Linked DNA regions of Homo sapiens: region 1 is linked to region 2. Evidence: read pairs that join two places in POLR2A ChIA-PET (ENCODE). Cell type or tissue: MCF 10A. All regions are shown on one strand. Links, peaks and the distances in the headings refer to the core of each region. The heading gives the core; the rest is flanking DNA. Region 1 overlaps BCAR3 (BCAR3 adaptor protein, NSP family member). Region 2 has its middle 73 kb from the start of MIR760.

Region 1 (11,201 bases), core at 4,618-7,117, 170 kb after region 2:
CTCAGATCTAGCCAGAGAGGCAGAGTAGCACGGCAGGCATGCAGTAAGTCCTTGGGTTTCATTTAAGGCACGGTGTTCCAGTGACTATCAAACTCTTGATTGAAAATGGAGCCCCTGACTATTTCTGCAGAACTTTAGCCAAAAGGGTGAAGTGTGCATGGATTAGGAAGCTCTCTGCAAAGGCTGCTTCACTGAGCTTTAATGAGAGAATTTGAAGGAGCTGGCTCATAGCAAGGGGCCCAGTGAGGCCAGAGGTCCTCATCTGCCAAGGGTCCAACACCTAAAAGGCAGAGAAGTCTCAGGGACACACTCAGGGACCCTCCCTGCTGGCCTGTAGAGTGCCTCTTGAGTGAATAAGAGTAAGACACCCTTTCCTCAGGACACTTTATTGTCATATGTTGGGCAGCTGTTGTAATCAATATATAGATCCATGACAGCTGTGTACAAGTGGCACCTCCTTAGCTATGGTTCTGGCAACGTCCTGGACCGCTGGCCAGGCCACCATGTGCCCACTGGGCTGGGTCAGGCAAAGATGCCCAATTGCCCACGTTCACATTTGGTTTTGTTTACCCAACAGGGATATAAAATATGAATTTTTTTCTCTTTGAACTTTTTTATTTGTAAAGTTAATTATTTAAGTAAATGCTTTGGCTTTAATCACAGTTATTAGCATAAGAAACTATTTTTCTAGCCTAGCATCCCAGTGGGAAAAGTAGGATTGGTGAATTCAAACCTTTCTTCATTTATCTTTGGATTATAATAAAATAAACTATTTTTAAGTAAGCCACAAAACCAGCAAGTGTCAGTAAAAGGTGAAACAGAACCAATCTACTAATTATTTCATTGCAAGGCTTTAGGATCGCCACAAGTGCCATTCCTGTTCTTTCTGTTCTACTTTAGATGAAAACACCCAAGGGCTCGTACTAGAAGTAACTGGTCTTCAAACTTGTGGAGAACTGGATTTTTATTTTCAGCTTCGGGCAGGGTTTAGAGTGATGAAAGTAATTGGGGTTTATTCATTCTTTGGGTTCATGATCAATTTATGCAGGTTTTCAATTGTAAAAATACCAATTGGGTCTTTAAAAGTCCTTTATATACTTCAGAATTTGGTTGTAAACTTGGCTTGAAATTCAACGCAAGGCAGGGGTTCAAAAGGGCTGAGTTTCTGAATTCTCCAAAGAACTTCATTTCGGGTTGGATTTACTTGTAAGACGATGCCAGATGTAGCAGCCTTCTTCAGAGGAAGGGTTCAGACTGCTTTGTGTAGTGCTTTTGAAAGTGTGCTTTTTGGGGATTCAGTTTCTTTACATGTTTACAACATTATTGGGGGCAGTGATGATGCAGGTCTCAGGTCATCACAGGGATTCCCAGAGTTCAGTGGATTTGAGATGTGGATCTGTCTTTTTGGACCCCCAGCTTGGGCCACCTGGTACAGTTCACAGCCCAACCCCCGTGGGGTTTCCCACCCTGAGCTCATTGGAAGACACTGGCCTTGCTTAGAAATTAGACCAATGGCCGGGTGTGGTGGTGCAGACCTGTAGTCCTGGCTACCTGGGAGGCTGAGGCGGGAGGATCACTTGAGCTATGAATGCGCCACTGCACTCCAGCCTGGGAGACAGAGCAAGACCCTGTCTCAAAAAAAAAAATGAAAAAGAAATTAGACCAATGTTAACATCGAAGATCCAGAACTCCAGTCAGACTTATAATTTTATTTGTAATCAAAATTTCTGGATAGGATTTCTAGAAAATCCCAACCTGTGGAGTTGTTTGATACAATTTGATAAGAGGCCTGGACTGTTGTGGACTTCTCCCTCAAGCTAATAAACTGTTCCAAAACTGAAGAAAGGAGGCTTTTGTTTGAGAACCCTGATAGCATTCCGGGTGTTGGAGCCTGACACTCCCAACTAGGATAGAATAGCCCAGCAGCTTGCTAGCTTGCTCCTTCTCCAGCCTCCTCTCCCTTCTCCTCCCCACCTCCTCTTTTTATGCACACATTCCCTCCTTCTTCTTTTTCTTTATTCAACCAAGTTAATTGCCAGGCTTGATCATGGAATAAATGAATGACTAGAAAATCATCTCAGTTTTTAAAATTCAACAAAAAATTTCTCAACAACTAAGTGTCCAAGAAGACAGAATCTACATACAAGGACCTCTTAGTCTTGTGCAAACACAAAACTGTCTTGCACTCGCATGCTGGGCTGTGTCACCTGTGTATTTGTGGATATGTGAGCCACCTGGCGCTAATACATATACTTGTTAATAGTGAGATATATGCATACAAAGTGCTTGCCACCAAGCGACAGTATGCCTGCTTACTCACCCTGCATCTATAGAACCATTGAGTGCTACTCAAAATCCCAGGAACTGTTGACTTTGCACTGAAATAAACGAATAAACAAACCTGTGCCTAAGTAGAGATCAGTTTTCCAACTTCTAGCTTTTTTATTCCATTAGAACTAAATTATCGAGGGCCAGATATCTCTAAAACCTCTGATGGATTTTGTAATTTTTTTTCTTTACTTCTTTAGTGAAGTAGTTCCATTTTGTTGCTAAAAGCCGTCTTTGAAAGAGGGTTCAAATTCCACATTGTGTCAAGCGAGCATCCATGTGCCAGGTATAGTGCCAGATGCTTTACCTGCATCAGGTCCTATAGTCCTGTAAGGTGGGAGTTATTATCCCCACTCCTTATGCATAGAGAAACAAGCTCAGAAGTGTAGAGATGGCCCAAGGTCACTTGTTCTTGACCAGCCTCCAAGCTCTCTCCTCTCCTCCACACCCAATGTGACAAGGAACCTGCTAGACAGAGGGCAAGCAAGTGAGCATGGTTCCAGCCAGTCACTGTCTACTGGGCACTCGCTGTGTGCCAGGCACTGGGCCAGGCTCTGGGAGCCAAAGGTAAATAAGGCATGGTCTCTGCTTGGCCTTCAAGGTCCCCACCTACCTTGTCTGACTTTCCCCTGGCTGTTCCCCAGTTCCCATCCTGGACTCCTGCCAGGCCGTGTACCTCTACAGATGTGTCACTGTCTGCTGGACCACAAGACAAAGGCATGGAGGCAGGACATGAGGGATGTTTTGTTCAGGGAGCCATGGAAGGTTCCTGCAATTGGACCCTGCGTCAGAACATGTTAGCAAGTTAGCTTGTGGCCAGGTGGAAAAAGGCATTACTTGACTTATGAAGGAGGCTTTGGGCTTTATCTGGAGGTCACTGTGAGCCCTTGGAAGCATAACCAATATTTCCTCAGGCCTTGGCAGCCAACAGCCCCAAATAATGTCCTGAAAACTTTAATGCCTCAACTCTGCTGACTCTTGGAACCCACTTCATAATGGCAGGACCCTTGCCCATCTCCCCTGCCAGTCATGCCTCTGACAGTTATTTCTGGGGGCCCACAGGGACGCTTCCTGTTTGCATCCACAGCCCTCTCATGATCTGGGCCTCCTAGCAAATTCAGAGCCAAATCCCAGTGTGTCTGCAAGTTCAGTATATGTCAGGGGCCATGGGTCAGCTCCCTGGGGCAACAGGAAATGGTGCTTAAAGCTCAGGATTCTGGAGGAACAGGGCAGGACTGGGGTCTGCGCCCCCAGGGACCAGGCCCGAACCCTGGCATGAATGAAAACTAAATATTAGAAGCTCGTTGATTCTGTGTATATGTGTGTGTGGTGGGAGAGGAGTTGAAAGAGACTGTGGCTGTCATGTCGGCCTTAGCTGGAGCACCCTTGGACTAAAATCTCTGAACCTAGGGGCAATATGACAAGGTTGGTGGTATTGTAGGTGGCAGGTTGTGGGACTAGAAATGGGAGGTAGGGAAACTGTTAGGAGGCTATTGCAGAAGTTCTAGGAGAAAAGAACAGTAATCTAAACAGTGGGGATTCGAATGGGGATAGGTAAAAGAATCAGGAATGTCTTAACCAATGGAAGCCGATTCTGAGGGTTCTAGTTCAGGTAATGAGGACAGAAGAGATGCCAGTGACTGGGGAAAAGGGCGAAGATCAGGCTTTGCAGAGGGGATGAGTTCAATTTATCCATATTGACATCTGAGCTTTAATGCGGATTCCAGTAAATATCCCTACCAGGCACCGACCCTAAGGGCTGGAGATGGAGATCTGGGCGTTGTCAGCACATTTCAAAAGACTCTGACCTGTGCCTCCAGCCCTGGCCCCATCCAGCCCATTGCTCTCACTGCAGCCAGATCTCTCTAAAAGTATCTTTTTATATACCTGTTGCCTTCCTGGGCAAAGATTTTCCGTGACTCTGACTTTCTGGAGTGTGATGGTCTAAACCCTCAGCCACCAATGTTGGGCTGCCCTCAGCCAGTCCCTGCGTTTCTGGGTCAGGACTGCTTTGGTCACAAGTGACAGGGATTCCACTCATACTAGCCTAGGTCACAAGAGGAGTTTGCCGGCTGATATAATCAGCTGGGGCTTAGGGATGTGCATGCTAGAGGTCACTTTCCATCTCTTGCTCCTCTTCTCTTTGCTTGCTGGTTTGATTCTCTCAGCACTTTGTTCCACCTGGCAGGAAACACGGGGGTGAGGCAACTTCCATGCTTCAAGCCTCATGATGTTTTCACTGAAGTGGGATAGAGTATCTTCTTCGCTCAGTTCCATCTAGAAAAATCCCAGGAAGAACTCTGATTGGACCAACTTGGTACAGGCACCCTTCCTGGGCCAGCTGGCCACGGTCAGGAAGGTGGGGTCAGAACGCATGCTTGGGGTGAAGATGTGGCTTTCCTGGGGAGTGGCGGGGTTGCTGGATGTATATAAAATACATAACATACCATTGTTGTGCCTTCGCATGCTTTAGCCCTCTCCTCCTAGCCAGAACCTTCCAGCCAAGGCCAGCTCTTTTTGGCTTCAAAAGACAAAAGGAAATGTCCCTTAGCTCAAATGTCCCAAATACTCTTCCTATCCCTGTCCTTAAGTTTTATCCTCACGGTCCAACCCTGATTCTCCAGACATCTGTCCTCCTCCCATCTCCATGAAGCTGTTTCCAGGACACTCCTGGCCACAGTGACTTTTCTCATTTTTCCACAGGGAAAACCAAAGGACAAAGAGGTGGGGTAACTTGCCCCGGCTGCCAAGCTGGGAGGGACAGGGAGCAGATGGCAGGACAAGCAGTATGTTTCTAGAGCTTGGAATGTGTTAAACTGTTCTTTGTGTGTCATCTTCCAAGGAGACTGTGCCTTCCTTGAGGGCAGGGACCAGTGCATCCATCCCCCACTGGCAGCCAGATGCTGGCAACTGTTTGGTCATGACAATGGATGGCCATGGCCTCTGCAGCCTCTTTCCACCCTCAGTTCCTAGGCCTGGGGATAGAGTCTTTCCTGCCGATTTGCACAATTTAAAATCCTGTGGGAACTAGGAAGCCTTTCTTACAGGCAGGGATAGAGTAAAATAATTATTAATTATAATGCAGATGCCACCTTTTTCAAATTCTGCTGTCTCCTACATGCGAATGAGTGTCCCCAGCCTCCTCTGGGGGTTTCTGACAGATCGCCCAAGTGCACCCCTCCCCGTCCCGTCTTCAGAACTCGAATCTCCTGTGCCTCCAGGGTCCATTGTTGTGCCTGATTTGAAATGCAGGCTCTGATGCTCACGCAGGAGACCCCTAGCTCCATTCCTCCCATGCCAGAATGGCTTTTCTTCCTTGGAGAGCTGCTGAAATGTGGGTTTCTGCATTAATCGAGGTTCCCAGCACGTCTGCAGACCTGGCTCTGTGCCTCCAGAATGTGTTTTCCAATCATCTCCTGGGCCCTGGCTATTCCAGCCTGTCAAGACTGGACTTGCTGGGGCCACGTGGGGCTGCAGAGATGTGCTTTCCAGATTCAGAGTGATATTTATGATTTCTTGGAGCCAGTCCCAGCAAGCTAGGACCAGTCCCCTCCGTGTAACCGAGCAGAGGTGCTGGGCCAGGCGGGCAGTGAGTGAGGATTGAAGAAACTTGTGGCAGGCAGCCTCCAGGCACTTGGCAGGCTCCAGGCTGCTTTCCTTAACTGCTTGCCTCCCAAACACCTGCCTCCCTCAGCCTCCTGCATCAGACCTTGAACATGAAGTCTGCTTATTTTATAGAAACAGATTAGTAGCATCCTGATATGAGTCTATTATGACAATTAACAGTGCTGACTACATGCCAGGGATGTTCTTAGTGCTTTCCAGATGTTGACCCATTTAATCCTTATTAACACCTCATGACATATTATCATGCCCATTTTGTAGATGAGGAGCCTGAGGCTCTACAGAGTTAATGTCACCTGCCCGAGGCCACACAGCAGGTGCGTGGCACAGTGGCCTGTGGATTGAGGTGGCTCTTAAACACCTTGCTGTAACACTTTTTGATATCAGGGCTATTAAAATGCTGGGGATAGGAAAGATGTAGCTAGACTCAGATTTTCATGAAAAGCATCAATTATAGTAACTTATTAATTTTCTAACTATCCTGCAATTTGGTTGGACAAGAGGGGGCCTCATCCACCCCCTACATTTGCCCTGTTTGTCACTTTACCTACATCTCATCTCAGACCCCAATGCTAATGACTGGGACAAACATGAACATTTCGAAGTGGGGCCATGTGAGTGGGTAACCATGTACAGTAGTTACTAACTCTCCTTCCCTTCTTTTCTTTCTTTCCTGCTGAAGTTATACTTATTATTTATGTACATAGTACCTTTTCTTACTCTCCCTGTGCCTCTAAAAGGACTACTCAAATTTCCTGAAGCACAAGATATGAGCCCTGCCTGCATGTTTGTCTCATTGTGGTCTCATCATGGTTGTAGGTAGATTTGGTCCCTAGAATGAAGCTGGCAAGACCTGTGGGCACAATGTTCTTGATCCAAAGCCCAGCAGCATCCCTTCCTCTGGAGGCTGAGCCCACAGCTGCTGTGTGGGGTGAGCTCAGGATGGCTGGAGCCTCTGCTGAGGCAGCGAAAACCAACTTTGTCTCTCTGACTCCTCCTCTGCTGCCACCTCCTTCCCCTCAAGACAAAACACTAGAAAAACAAGGAATCAGATGCCTTCTAGGAATGAGGTTCAAACTCAAGGGCAAATGTTAGAGAATTTGATCTTGGAGAGAAAGTTGTATTACTAGATAATGTGATCATTATTAACGTTTATTGCATTTATGTGAGCGAATGATTATTCACAAGTTGTCTTGCTCTCTCTGCCTGGCAGTTGAAGAAAACATATAGTCCAGAGGGCCAGAGTCCTCCATTCACACTCAATGTCAACTTTCTAAGAGAGCACAGCCGTGTTACTCATTCTGGGTGCCACAATGCCTGCTGTCCCTTGCTGACAGAGGGATTGAGGATGATTTGAGTCCAGCCTGTCTTTAAAGCACATTGAGTTCAGAAGATGTCTACAAATGTGAGAGAGTTGGAAATGAGCTAGGAGAAAAGGCTATGGGAACTGGGGTGGATTTGAACAATGTCCTTGTGTCTTCTTTATTTTCCCAAGATTGGAAGCAGTTAGAATGCCTAGGACCTGACACCTTATTCTCTGTCTTCTCATGCATCATTCTGGGCTATGCAAATAATAACAATGCATGCGAATATTATGTGAGCGAATACAGTACTAATCTCTTCTGCCCTTGCCTTAGAAAGGTAGTCTAAGGAAGGGCAGGAGGATTCTTAGGGCATTCGTAGAATAAATTAGAACTTAGATCAATTAGAGGACACAGATAGCCACACAGAGGGGATGAAACCTTTGCTGAAGGCAGAGGCTCTGTTGTGTTACCTTAAATTGCTAGAATTTGCTTCATAGCCAAGTTGCAAAAACTAGCCTATGCCATGAATAGAATGCTTGCATTCCAGGGAAAAAATCCAAATTCTTCCCACGTGGCAGCAGAAAAGCGAAAGGATACACTGTCACCAGTAATTCAGGTTGTATGTGGGAAGCCTACAGAATTCCGCCAAATGTTGCAGACATGCATGACCAGTGCTATGAAGCAGGAATCTCATTTCTGGTCCCCAAGAAGCACAGATATCAATCACAATGTTCTCAGAAATACAGATGGATACATTTTGCCACAATTTGTTATATGGTCACCTCTCACTAACCTGTGGGGTTTACAGTCCATCAAAGTACTTATCTAAAGTGGCAAAATCACAGTTGGGGAGATCAAGATCTCATAAAATACAGGCAGCTGGGAAAAATAATTGCATTAATTTATGTGACGAAGGCAGTAGTGAAAGTTCTAGAAGGTTTCCACTCCCAAAATAACCACTGTGTCATCATGAGGTGGCCATATGGGGTGATCCTTTTGAATTGCTTTCTTCAGTTGTCTGGGAGACATTGTCCACATCATCTGCTAAGGCAGAGGCTCCCAGCAGCAAACCTGGCTCTCTGCAGTGTATTCGAGCCAGCCCTCACTGGCTGGAAATGGAAAACCTTTTGCAATTGCTTGTTCACTCTGGGTCTCCCTCTCTCCCTCCTTTCCTCTCATTTTCCTCCCTCTCTCTTTCCCTCCTTCCCTTTTAAAATACAAGTCTAGGCAGTTGTGTAACCTTCAAACTTTTCATAAAATATGCAAGAGCTTAAAGGCATAGTTTTTGAAGTCTGGTCTTTCATCCCAAATTATTTGAGAGCGTCAATCTTAATATCTTCATTTCTCTCTCTCTAGGTACTTTCCTGTAATACCCTACCTCCTATAGTACCCTGTAGGATTCACTCTCTGGAGTCTACAGGGAGAAAGAGCAATAATTTAGGATTTTCCTGTTCTTCTCTTAGGAATTAGGACAGAAGTAACAAGATAGCTGATTTTATATTTTTTGTAACCAGTTTAAAAGCATTATCTCAAAACCTGGAATAAAAGATTGATGCATATAAAGTGCTAAAAAGAATAATAACCCTTGCTGTTATGAGCAGGGCTGAGAAAGGAGCCGGGGAGAGGGAGAGGTGGCTGAGTGTTAGGACATCAGGGAGGAAGGAAAATGCAAAGATAACTGTGGAAATAGCTTCTTGGATATAAGCAAATAAATTTTCAACAAAGAACTGTGCAAGACCTGCTGTATATTTTCAGATCTCCACATTTTCAGAGGTCAGACCAAGAAGTGGGCCCAGGGTGCAGCACAAGGGATTTAGGCTAAGCCTGCAGACTGCCTGTCAGGGTGACTCAATGGGGGTCAGGTCACAATATGGGTTAGGATTTAGTTCAGCTGCCAGTGACGGGAACACCCACAAATCACAGGCTTCCATAAGGTAGATCACCTAGAAGACCTGGAGGCTGGCGGTCCAGGGCTGGTGTGTTGGCCCCACAGTCATCAGGGACCCAGCCTCAATCAGACCTTCCACCCAGCCAATTCCTTGGTGTGGCTCCCCACTCACCGTCCAGAATGGTGTTGAGTCTCCAGCCATCACATCTCAGCTCCTTGGTCAGAACTGAGTCCTGTGGCCACATCTCCCTGGAAGAGACAGAGATTGAGGAATGTGGTCTTTTGGCTGAATGGCAGCATGCCCAGCGAAAACAGGGCTTCAGATGACTTGAGGGCGAAAGGGAGAATCTCCATAACTAAGCAAAGTCAGCATCTTTTCTCATCCTAGGGTATTTGTTTACTGAATACCCAGTGCCTGATGTTTTCAGGCATTGCTCAAGGGCAGTGGGGAAAAAGTAGATGGATTTCTGTTTTCATGAAACTTACAGTCTAGTGGGAGGCAAGTCAGACAATAAACGAACAATAAAGCGTGGCCGAGTTGACAAACTGCATTCCACACTCAAGCTGTCTTCAGATGAAGCCGTACAATATTAATGATGGGAGCGGACGGTGTCAAACATCACCGTCTAAAGCCTGCAGGCACCCTGGACAGCCAGCGTCCGCATCTCTTTGATGCAAATTCCATCCTTCAGACACTCCCAAGTGAGTGTCTGCCCAGTGAGAAGGAGGGAGAAGTAAACAAATAGTAAGCCAGAGCCCCATCTAAAAATCAGCCCCTGAGTTACTCTTCAGCTAGCGCTCCTTATGGGCCAATGTGCAAAGAAGCACTAGAGGATGAGAATCTAGCCCTAAAATTCCAGGGCTTTGTTGTTGTTGTTGTTGTTGTTGTTGTTTGGTGGAAAAGGATTTGGAGCTATTTCTTTGCTGACGTGCAAAGTAGTGTAATAGGCCGGGCATGGTGGCTCACGCCTGTAATCCCAGCACTTTGAGAGGCCAAGGTGGGTGGATCGCTTGAGCCCAGGAGTTTGAGACCAGCCTGGGCAACATGGCAAAACCCTATCTCTAAAAAAAAAATTACAAAAATTAGCCAGGCATGGTGGCACGTGCCTGTTGTAGTCCTAGCTACCAGGGAGGCTGAGATGGGAGGATCGCTTGAGCCCAGGAGGTTGCTTGAGCCCAGGAGGCCAAGGCTACAGTGAGCTGAGATTGCACCACTGTGCTCTAGCACAGTGAGACCCTGTCTCAAAAAAAATAAAATAAATAAACATTTTTAAAAAGTAGTGTGATAAGTAATAATTTTGTGGCTCCCATGGGGGTTTGAAGGACAAGCTGGGAAACTTGGGAGAACCACAGGGACACAGCCTTTTTCTGTTCATGGGACTTTCAGCAAGCGGTTCCTGGTCAGCATGCCTGGTCTTGCTGGGAACTGGGCAGGTTTCCAGGTTCAGTTCACATGTTGTAAGCAGGCATGGTTCTAAATTAAACCTGGAGCCACCGCTGTCCACCCAGCACTCACTGCCATGGCCACTGTGCAACGCCGCAGACCACTGATTCTCAAACATCTGAGGTGAAGGACCAGGGTTGTCTTTTTAAATTTGTTTCACTTTCCTATCTGTCATAAAAATGAAATATTAGAAATGTGAAATAAAGACAGACTTCTGTTATTAGATTCAAGAGACATAAAATTGCTCTGTCCATTTGCCCTAAAAGTTTCTAAAGACTGACTCAATTCCTGAACATGAGTTTACCAACAGCAAAGAAGTTAGGGCCATCGCTACCAGCCCAAGGACTGTGCTTTGGGCCTCACTGCCCAGAGGCCCAGGATCTAAGGCCAGAAGGGAACAGCTGCCCTCCCCACGCTATGTCAGGACAGTCCTGAAGGAGAATGAGGAAGCTCTCCGCTGGGAAGAGAGCAGGCTGGGCTGCTGTGTCTTGCTGTCTGTACATCTCTCTGGCCCTTCCTGCCCAGCTGCTTGAGTAGACTGGTAAAAGGAACCTCTTGGTGGACTCTCCTACCATAGTCCCCATGTGCAGGTGAAAATTTTATTACATGGTTG
Region 2 (11,201 bases), core at 5,726-8,225:
CGATTTTGTTAATCATTAGGTGGCCTATCTTCACCATGCTTCCTATACAAAAGTGAATTGCCTAAAACTCAGCATCGGCGCTTCTCCCTCAAAGTTTTAGACAATAAACTCTGACTGTTTGAAACTCAGCTGTTTGCCTTCACCACTCCTCCTCCCATCTTGCCTCCTCCCATCCTCCTCAACTGCTTTTTCTGATGTTGGCCAAGATATCAGAACCTGAGATTAGTATCAGAAAATTGAGCTCCTACCATGACCCCACACCAAAGCTTGAGGCTTTCAATAACAAAGACAGACACCCTCCTTTCTCCAAGAGCCTATATATTGTGAGGGAATTGATAATTAAATATGTGATTGTATAATGGTTTAATGAGAACCACAACAGGGGAGGTGCTACCTTCAGAAAGGCTTCCCTCGAGAAATGATACCTGAGTATTAAACTGCAGGATGAGTAGGATTCAGCTGAGCAAAGAAGGGTTGGAGAAAAGTAGACAGCAGGGAAAATCCCTGATCCTAGAGAAGTGGGTCTTGTTGGAGGAGCCAGAACTGGCAGGTGGCTGGGAACCCAGTAGGAGGTGTGAGTAGTGGGTAAAACCAGGGCTGCAACAAGCGTTAGAAACAGATTATCCTAAGGCAAAAATAACTCCCTTTCACTGCTGCTGCTGGTTTGGTTGGCAAAAGGAAAAAAAAAAGGACTCCATGATTTTAGTAATCAGATTGCTGGTAATAATATTGGTATTATTATTCTGATACTATTCACTATATATATAATAGGATAGAGCAAATAAGTAATTAGGCTAATGTTGATAGAAACCAAGATTCTTCACCATAAGAGATGCAAATATAAAATTTTTAAAATTGTAAAAATTCTGTAATTTTAAATTTGAATAAAATATATTAGTGTAAACTAATGATACATTTTCTTATCTTAAATCTGTTTCCTATCTCTGACCACTATTAAGGCCTAGAAACAATGACCAGTCAAATGCAGTCCATGCCCCTAGTACCGGTTTGTAGTCTCTAAATTATGCTTCCCACCAAATGGAACCAGGGTTTATTTCAGAAATGGATGGTCCAGAGGAGGAATTGCATATGATGAAGCTTAAACACCATGATATACCAGATAGTGAGGGAAGTGTCAGAGATCCCTGGGGTCATGTCAACAGGACTCAGAAGTCAACTTGTCAAGGCTCTCACTGGCCACAAATGGGACAATGTTAATATGAATAAGAATAACTAAAAAGGACTGAAATCCACATGAATTCTGTTGGAAATTCACAAGTTTATAATGATGTTCAAAAAAGAAAAATAAAGACCATTGTTCACCTTTGGATAATACTGGGGAACCAACTCATTATTCTGAAAACAGGAAAGCAAAGCAAAGGAATCTACATTTGCCATATAAATTGAACCTCAGGGTAACCAAATAGTGGAGAAGGGAATGTTTCTTTCTATAGGAGTATTCCAGCCAATAATTTAGAAGAAATATTGGGCCAGGTGTGGTGGCTCATGCCTGTAATCCCAGCACTCTGAGAGGCCAAGGCAGGAGGATTGTTTGAGCCCAGGAGTTTGCCACCAGCCTGGGCAACCTAGCGAGACCCCCATCTCTACAAAAAAAAATTTTAAATTAGCCAGGCACAGTGGTGCATGCCCGTGGAGGAGGAGGAGGAGGAAGAGGAGAAGGAAAGAAGAAGAGGAAGAGGTGGAGGAGGAGGAGGTGGAGGAAGAGGAAGGAGGAGGAGGAAGAAGAGGAGGAGGAAGAGGAGGAGGAGGAAGAGGAGGAGGAGGAAGAGGAGGAGGAAGAGGAGGAGGAAGAGGAAGAAGAGGAAGAAGAAGAGGAGGAAGAAGAAGAAGAGGAGGAAGAAGAAAGCAGAAGAAATATTATTTGCAAGCTCTTAAATAAATAATAATTCTGGGTATCAATAATTGTATTAGTTTCCTATGGCTGCCATAACAATGTACCACAAACCAGGTGGCTTAAAACAACAGAAATTTATTGTCTCGCAGCTCTGGAGGCTGAAATCAGAAATCAAAATACTGACAGGGCTGTGTTCCTCTGAAGCCTCTAGAAAAGAATTCTTCCTTTTGTTTGCCAGCAAGCAATCCTCAGCATTCCTCTGCTTGTAGAACCATCACTCCCTTCTCTGCCTCCATGGTCACATGGCTGTCTTCTCCCTGTGTCTATCTGTGTTCAAATTGTCCTCTTATAAGGACTGAATCAAGGCCCACCCTAATCCAGTATGACCTCATTTTAACCTGATTCCATCTGTAAGAACCCTGTTTCCAAATGAGGTCACGATCACAGGCACAGCGTTGGTGGGTAAATGTTCAACATATCCTTTTGGGGAACATAGTTCAACCCGTAATAATCATCAAGGGCAGCCTAGATCACAAATAGGAAGACATAAGACTTTATTTTCTGGCAGAGCATACCACCTATTGGCAAAGAATTAGACATAAATCAGAGTAAGTCTAGATCTACCTACCAATTTACAGGAAGTAGAGAGTACAAAAAGGCATGTTAAAAAATACCACAGGCAGTAGAATCAGCAAGATCCAGAATGTGGGAAACTCTACAGGACTAATAACTTGGTTTCTTCAACAAATAAATTGCAAGGAAATTCCAGGAGAGAGCTCTGTAAATTATAATAAAATGGACATAATAGACGTAACAACCAAATACAATATATAGATTTTGTTTGAAAATTTGAATACTTACTAGATATTTAATAAAATAATGGCTTATCGACAGTTTAAAAAACTTAATTATATTGTGGTAATGTTTACAAAGGGGAGAGTCTTTAACTTACAGTAGTACATTTCCGCAGATAAAATGGCATGTTTGGGGGTGGGAAGACAGTAGGGCGTGGGTTGGCTATGAAACAAAGTTAGCCAAGTTAATTAATGAAACTTGGTGGTGGGGACATGGGGGTTCATTATATTATTATCTCTGCTTCATATGCGGACATTTTCTATCCTATAAAATTAGAAAGAATTAACATGCAGTATGTTTAGTTAATGCTTCTCAGCTTGGGAAGTATCAGAACCTACCAGATACTGCTGAGGATACCTCCCTCCCTCAGCCTCATTGAGATCTTCTATTCTAGATACTTTCCTAGGAAATTGAGTTTCTCTTTTCAAACTTATTCACTGCAGCTTGATTGCTGATGGAAACCTTTTGTTTGCTGGAAGCTACTGGCTAGCTGACGAGAATACTTTTCATTAGGCAAGAAAGGAATTTTTCAAAACCCCTTTTATTATAAAAGTCCTAGGTACATACAGAGTCAAAAAGAAAATTCAAAAAGTGCAGAAAAATTAAGATCACTCCTCCCCAGTTCTACTTCCTGGAGTCTTCACTGCTTCAAGTTTCTTGTGAATTGCTCCAGACATTTTTCTAAGCATATACAAAAATAAGCATGATTTGGACCTTTCTGTAAGCCTAAGTATGTTTGCAACTTCGCTTTTTTTCCACCCAGCAATATATCTTAGAGACATTTTCATAGCAGCAAATACACATCCTCCTCTTTTTTATTCCATTATGTGGAAAATCGTATTTATTTCAAATTGGTCCCTGAATGGCAGGCACTTTTTTTCCAGTGATTTCCTCTTAGAGATAATGCTGCCATGCACCTTCTTGAACACATATAGAAAATGAATTTTTTAAAAAATATGCATCTCTTAAAAAAGCCCTTCCTTTCAGCTCAGGACAGGAAGTGCCCTATGATATGAAGCAAGCACACAACAAACCTCCTGGACCTGTCCGCATCACACTGTGACTCACCAGCCGCGCGCGTGCTGGGCAGGTAGAGGCTGGAGCGGTCAGGAGCATGCCTGGCTCCTGGTGCCTCTCTATGGAGAGCACCTCTGTGCCTCTCTGAGAGCACTCACAGCCAAAAGTACACAGCTGCCCCCAGGCTGAGAGTGCTTGATACACCCTTGAATCCCCTCTTATATGATGCCCCAGCCCAGGAGAGATAAAAGCATCAGCACCATGAGATTCACCTGCCTCTGGTCGTTAGGTAAGTTCACAGGCACTAGCGTTGAAAGATTCTAGGACTGAGGGATGTTAAACTCAATTAAATTTACCTGGACGCAGCAATTGCTTAGCTGGTGGTGTGTCCAAGTTAAGAAACTAAAATGCTAATGTGTAGCACCAGTGCCTCTGATGGCTTAGTGGCTTCTCTGAAAGTGGGTAACCAGAGTAAGATTTTATTTTAGCTTACTTTTTAGCTTACTCTATTTTGTTTAAAAATGTGGTTTGTGTTTAATCCTCTGGAAGTCCTCTGTGTCAGCATGGCTTTTCTTTCCTGCTGTGTGGGACTTTATACAAGACATCTCTTGCCAGATTTTGGAATTCCCTGGCAAGGAAGAGAGGCAATTTGAGTAACCTGGCCACAGACAAATACATTTCACTTCAGCAAAGCTTTTCAGATGTCATTGAAGATGTGTGAGAAACCAGATAGAAAGCTATAGAAAATGCTCTTTGAAAAAGTATTCCCTCATTGACTGCTTAGTGAAGCTCTTGCCATACGATCTCCTGAATGGGATAGATAACTTCAGGTCGTTGCTTTGCCAAGGAGAGGTTTGTTAGACCATAGGGACAGGGCTTGGGTGATGGTCAACTGTCTCAGTACAGGCTATGTGGGGCCTCCTTTACAGCTTCAACAATAAGTATCAAGGCTAGGGTCAAAATGTACATAGTTTGGTTTGCTTGTCTTTTTTTTTTTTTTTTGAAACAGAATCTCGCTCTGTTGATCAGGCTGGAGTGCAGTGGTCCGATCTCGGCTCACTGCAACCTCTGCCTCCTGGGTTCAAGCGATTCTCCTGCCTCAGACTCCTGAGTGGCTGGGACTACAGGTGCACGCCACCACGCCCGGCTAATTTTTGTATTTTTAGCAGAGGCAAGGTTTCACCATGTTGACCAGGATGGTCTCGATCTCCTGACCTCATCATCCACCCACCTCGGCCTCCCAAAAGTGCTGGGATTACAGGCATGAGCCACTGTGCCCTGCTGCTTGTCCTTTTTAAAATAATGCTCATGTGCCTGTTTGAAAAGTCAATGCTGGCTTACGTAGTTTCTCCCTGAAGAGTATATTTTGGAGTTACTCCTGATTGCTCTTAACTTCCTTTGTGAAATGTGGCCAATTGATAGTTATTCGAAGACAAGCATATGCTTACTTTAAAGGGACCAACAAAGTTCTTGATCATCTGACAACTTTGTTGTTTCAATAACAGCATTTGGCTTACAAATAAGGCTACTCAGAAATCACCATTTTAGTGGGACTTGAGGAGGGGATTCAAGTAGGGAATAGAGAAGGAGTTGAGTAAAAGTCCTGAGGCCAACACAAGAGATGCAGGATGAGCTGGCTAGAAGGAGAAGGCTGTTCTGTTTTTTATTTTTAAAAAAAGGAGCATTAATATAAAGAAAACATAAGAAAAAAAGAGCTAATGGAGGTGTGGTGGCTGGGGTGGGGGAATGGACTAACCTAAGAGGTCCTGGTCAGGCTGGGACAGAGCTTTGGACACAGTTCACTGCTGATTCCCAGCACCATGTGGAAATCCAGTCCTATACTTTATAGGCACTGGGCACTAGCTGATTGTGCAACTGGAACCTGGTCTAAGACTTTCATGAGCAGGGTCCAATCACCAGGTTTCATGGGGCTATGGAAATAAATCCTGACCAGAGATCAAGTGGATTAGGACCCAGGAGACAGGCACTGATTCTTAGGAAATCATCCAGGGAAGCTTTCTGTCTGCCCCCCTCCCCTTCCCACCTGCACAGGGGTGTCCCATTTCCTGTCCAGTCTCCCTAAACAGCATTTATGTTCTGAACTAGTTCAGCTCCATAGAGAAGCTTTTGTTAAGCATTCATTAGCTTGTAAGATTTTTTTTTCACCTATGAAATTCTCTCAAGTCTTTTGACATTGTCAAGTGCCACAATGATTGGTTTGAACAACTGTGACTTTCAGCTGCCTGAAGACTTGTAATGCCATCCCTGTGGATTGTAGATTCAAACGCAGGCATCTTTTAGTCAACAGGAGGAAACATGAGAAAGGGACGTAGGGTCCTCTCTCCCTGCCTTTGGGGTCTGCAAGCTAAAACCTGTTTTTCCAACTAACCTATCAATCTTCTAGTCAATCTTGATTCTAGTTCCTGTAAACAGATCAATTTCCTAGAGAGACAGAATACCAGGGTGCCTGGTTTAGGAGTCAGAAAATCTGGGTTCAGTATTGTCCCTACCACCAATGACTATCCATGGCCCTTCAGCAAATCTTTCAGTACTTCCCCTTAAGTAAAAAAGAAGAGGTTGATGGCCGGGTGTGGTGGCTCACACCTGTAGTCCCAGCACTTTGGGAGGCTGAGGTGGGCGGATCAAGAGGTCAAGAGATAGAGACCATCCTTGTCAACATGGTGAAACCCCATCTCTGTTAAAAATACAAAAATTAGCTGGGCGTGGTGGCGCATTCCTGTAGTTCCAGCTACTCAGGAGGCTGAGGACAGGAGAATTGCTTAAACCCGGCAGGTGCAGGTTGCAATGAGCCAAGATCACGCCACTGCACTCCAGCCTTGGGGACAGAGTGAGATTCCATCTCAAAAAAACAATAAATAAAGAAAACAGAAAGAAAAAAAGAAAAAGTTGGATCAAGATGCACAAAGATTTCAATACCCCAAAAGGAAGAGCTGAAACTAACAAGATTAGATTTAAAACAGTTAGTTGCAGAGATAGATGCTGGGAAAGAGCTAACCCTGCTATTCCTATAGAAAAGGCTCTGTTGCCCAGAGCTGAATGTGAAACAAGAGTGAGCTATGGCTGCTGGTATAGCTCACCATCACTGGCAGCATTGATAGAAGCTAGGAGGTTAGAGGCCTGCTTTACTGTGCCCTGGTCTGGCCATGGCATATCCTGCCCCCAGTCTCACATTTGCCTCCAATCCTCTCTCCAACTTGTAGTCAGAGTGATTTTTCTTAAAATCCAAATTTGATTGTGTCACTCTCCTGCTTAAAAGCCTTCAGTGGCTTTCCATTGCCCTCAGCATAGAATCTCATACAATGTCCCTTGTGATTTGGCCCCTGCTGACGTCTCCAGACTATCTCTTGTACTCCACTGATCCATGACCCTCACCTCTGATGAGGCTAGAACAAATCATATTTCACTTGTTCCCTTTGAAATGCCTAGCCTTCCGTTGACATTATGAGAGGTGTAATAACTCACCTTCTTGCCAAGGGCTGCCAGGAGGAAGTGGGATATGATTTGCTCTGGCCACAGCAGAGGGCACAAATAGTATCTCTGGTGGGAGGGAGATGGACATGGTGCAATCTTAGAAGCAGCTTTGGAAAATGCTATGATGTGCTATATTTGGGTACATTTGGTAGAGGAAGGGTGTATTGTGGAGAAGGGATAGCTTCCTGGTGACCCAAGGAGCAATCTGGCCCTAAAAGGCCTCAGCACCTTCTCAGGAATGTGGTTGGAAGGATTCTTGTGTTGCGTGAGGTGTTCATATAGATAAAATATTAAAGATCCTGCAGAGTATGGATTCTAAGATCTGCAGGTCCCTGACAGCTCTAAAACATCACACAATTTAGAAAACTAAACAGACATTCTAACTTATGACTTATTTTCCTTAGCAGCTTCTAGGTATTTACCTATTCCAAATCTGCCCTTGATGCCTGGTTCACTTCATTGTTCCACTGGGAAAGGAAAAAGAGACATAGAGACGTTATATAACTTGTTGTAGTTTTTGCAGGTAATAATAAGAGGCAGAGTCTTAATAGGAAACAGAACTCTCAGTTCCTAGGCACTAAAGCAGATGCTTTTCCAGGTCCTTGATGACTTCATGTGCCAAGTTGCCCTATGTCGTGTCTCTTACCATTTACAATTCATGCCTGAATTCCATGTATAAAATTCAAGAACACAACTCTGACAGGGTGGCTGTGGGTATGGGCTCTGGAATTAGATTGCCTGTGTAACCTCAGAAAAAGTCACTTAATTTTGCTGTTTCTCCTATTTCAGCATCTCTCAGTTTCCTCATCTTTCCATTTCTCCATCAATAAAATGGATATAATAATGGAATTAACCTTGTAGGGTTGTTATAAGGATAAAATGAGAACACAGTACATGGGTATAGTAAATGCTTAATAAACATTAGCTAGTATTATTAGTACTGGATAAGGACTGGATTGGAAATAAAGATAATTGATTTATCATTCCCTTGTGAAAGGTATAGTACAGTGGTCTTCAGACTATTTTCTGTGTAACCTCAGAAGTTCCTCAGAGCTTCCACTGAGAGCCGGGACTGGGTTTAATGGGTGAGAGATGACACCACTTGCATAGATGAAATAAATGGGGTGGGAGTGTGCACCAAAATGGTGCTCCTGTGCTGCTGTCTGTGGTCCTGAAATACAATTTGTTAGTAGGACCTAGCTAATTCTCTAGAAAACTGGTGGGTACTCTATTGCCCCATGTCTTTCCTCCCTCCCTAGTAACTCCTTGCCTATGACTAGTTCTCCCACCAACGACTATTTGGATAAATTGTTGATAACCTATTGAAGCATTAGTTTCCTTATATTTTAATATAGGTATTTTCTACCCACCCCCTCTGTATGTTCATGGGGATGCTCCCAGGTTATGTGCCATCCTATATATATAAACTCCTCCCTCAATGCCTGCCTGAGGGACATAGTCAGAAAGGGACAACATAGTGGCAACAAAAAAATGTTTGCCTCTGAGCTCCCTCCTAGTAGAGTCACTGGAACCCCAAGCCCACTGAAGGCATAGCCCAGTTTCTACTTGCAGAGTCCCAGGGGGCCCACATAGATTTTTAGCAATCATTCAAGTTTTTCTGAGGCCAGGATCAGAGCAGAGGCACTCTCTTCACTGTCTCCTGGTGGCCTACGTGAGCTGTCATTGCCTCTGCCATTACTGATGCTGTACCTCCTTTCTGGTAGTCCTTATGGTGGGGACAGGGCAGGGCACTCCCCCAGCAGCTCTTCCGTTAGATGCCTCGAAGTATTCTCTTGCTGTTTCAACTTAAAATCTTCTCGACCAAGGACTTGGGATTGATCTCCAGTGGAGCCTGGGCCAAGTGACAGTTGAGCCACCTTCTGTCCCCCACTATCTTGCTGAAAAGCCTTTCCCCTTTCTGTCTCATAAGCCCAGACAGTGCAATCCATCACTGTCCCAGGATAAAGTCCAGCCTCCACTGGGCCCTCCCCAGGGAAGACAGAGGGGATGCGCTGCTTTTGTCCTCTTTCTTGGTGTCAGGGTTTTATCTGACATCCTGCAGCTCAGCTACATTCCCAACACCCTCATCAAGTAACTCTCCTGGTGGCCCACAAGTGGGTCTCCTAAGGGCATCCTGTCAGCTGAGCTCCCTCTGGGATTCCCAATCCAGGATATGAAAGTTCTGCACCAGAGGAGTTCTCCACATTGATGGAGTATTATTATGAGGAAAGAGTTGGAAAAAATTTTCCTTTTCATAGATTCACAAAGCAGAAAAGCATGCTTGGTGTTGATTTGGCCCATCTTTCTGGCTCCAAGTGGGGTTAAACTCGAACAGTAATTCTTCAAACTTAGAGAGAAAGAGAGGAAAACACCTCCCAGAGATTGAAATGCAAAAACACTCCCTTCTAAGTTGGAGGGTTTTTTTTTTCTCCTAGTGGCCACACAAATTCTCTGGTGGTGCAATTTGAGTCCTTTGCCTATTGTTCTGTCCTCAAGGGGAATCAGAGAGAAGATCATAGCCTCTTTAACTATTTCCATCACATTGCATTTCTCTCTGGCTGAGTTCTTCTCCACCCCGCTCCTTGACACACACACACACACACACACACACACACACACACACACACACACACACACATTCCTACCCACATATTTAGTCCTAAACTGTAATCACCTGTGTCCAACTTGGCTCTTGGAAGTGAAGAGGGAGCTCTGTGTTTGCAATACCACGAGCGTATTTTCCCCAAGAGCTGCTTATGCAGCAATCCAGAAATTCCCATTGCTCTGCCTTTTAATTAGTTCAGGGAGTTGCAGCCTAACGGTGTGGGTGTGCTTGCCAGCTGTGCTTTTCGGGAAGTTATATCGTCTGCTGCTCCTTCTGTCTCCTCCCCCAGGGTTGGGAAATTATAGACCCTGCTCTCTTTACCCTGTAAAACCCCAGACGCTCCAGGACCTTTTCCAGCCAGCGCTCAAAGGCCCTTGGGGACAAAGGGCGACACTCAGATCTCAGGTCTTGAAGCCTGCTGTCCTTGAGCAGGGTGGCAGAGATGACCTTTGAACTAAAGGGATTATTTTCATCTGTGACTGTTCAGTCCCCTCGGGTGACCTACCACAGAATCAGTGCTTGCTGGGGACCAGAAGAGGGATTTTATGGCTTGAGGGGTACCTGCATCTCTCCCAGGCAGCGCCCTGTTTGTTTTACAGGCTGCCAGATACCTTATCTCCACGAAATGAGAGGCCTCCAGCATCCCCTCCAGCCCCACTTCCTGCGATATCTCTACTTCCCCACAGGGGCCCTGGGCTGGCTGCATGGCTGAAATTAAATCTCTCATCGCTGCTGTCTTTTTAATTAAACTTTTTTCCCCTTCATATTTTGTTTGTGCATTCTCCCTCTGGGTGATCACATTGCACTCCCAGCTCCGGTTTTAAGTTCTCCTAGTTACCAAGATTCAGCACATCCCCCTCCTTCAAAGGGTGGGTGATGGTGTTTTTCCTGGCATCCTCCCACAGACACTTTTCCAGCTCAGCTGAGCGGCTAGTGCCTGTCTGATTTGCCCAAATGGGTGGTGCAGGTTTCTACCACACACTTTGAACTCAAACCCATCAGGGCACAATTTTCTTTCTTCACTTATCTCAACCTTGGGCATGGATTCTACTGTTGATTGCTTCGTATTTATATACCTGCTTTTTGTTGGGCTGTTGTACACACACACACACACACACAAACACACACACATTCACTCAGTCTTTTGAGCAGAGCTTCTGCCAGCCTTCCTCCTTGGCACTTGGCTTCTCCAGCACAACGTCTCTCTGCAAATGGGGTCATTCGTTGCTGCTCTGGCCATTGACTCTAATCCGACAGCCCTGCACATAGCCACTTGCTTGCCATGTAGTCCCAGCACGTCACATTGATTTTCACCAAGTGTACCTCGGCAAAGCCTGAAGACAGGCACCAGCCTTGCTATGTTCCTGTCTTTTTCAA

What was found. ChIA-PET counts read pairs that join two places held together with the same protein. Peaks named below come from ENCODE experiments on the same cell type or tissue, not always from the same donor. Only the 100,000 strongest peaks of a DNase experiment are listed, where the experiment ranks them.
Region 1: POLR2A ChIA-PET joins it to region 2 with 5 read pairs; 2 of 35 experiments call an interaction of 5 or more read pairs at or near these places.

What each region holds. Positions count from the first base shown.
Region 1 is chr1:93,592,565-93,603,765 of GRCh38, reverse strand. The region is part of intron 3 of BCAR3 (BCAR3 adaptor protein, NSP family member); the gene reads left to right. BCAR3-AS1 (BCAR3 antisense RNA 1) reads right to left here. Exons shown (of 4, transcript NR_034091.1): 2 at 9,317-9,393; 3 at 4,776-4,849; 4 at 3,736-4,605. Among named protein-coding and RNA genes, the nearest start is that of BCAR3-AS1, 6.2 kb to the right of the region's middle. RefSeq lists an enhancer at 11,102-11,201. In MCF 10A, for the core only: no CTCF peak of the experiment used is centred there; a DNase peak (open chromatin) is centred at 5,825.
Region 2 is chr1:93,768,012-93,779,212 of GRCh38, reverse strand. It overlaps a transcript of BCAR3 not described here. Among named protein-coding and RNA genes, the nearest start is that of MIR760, 73 kb to the left of the region's middle. RefSeq lists a silencer at 8,313-8,513. In MCF 10A, for the core only: no CTCF peak of the experiment used is centred there; a DNase peak (open chromatin) is centred at 7,232.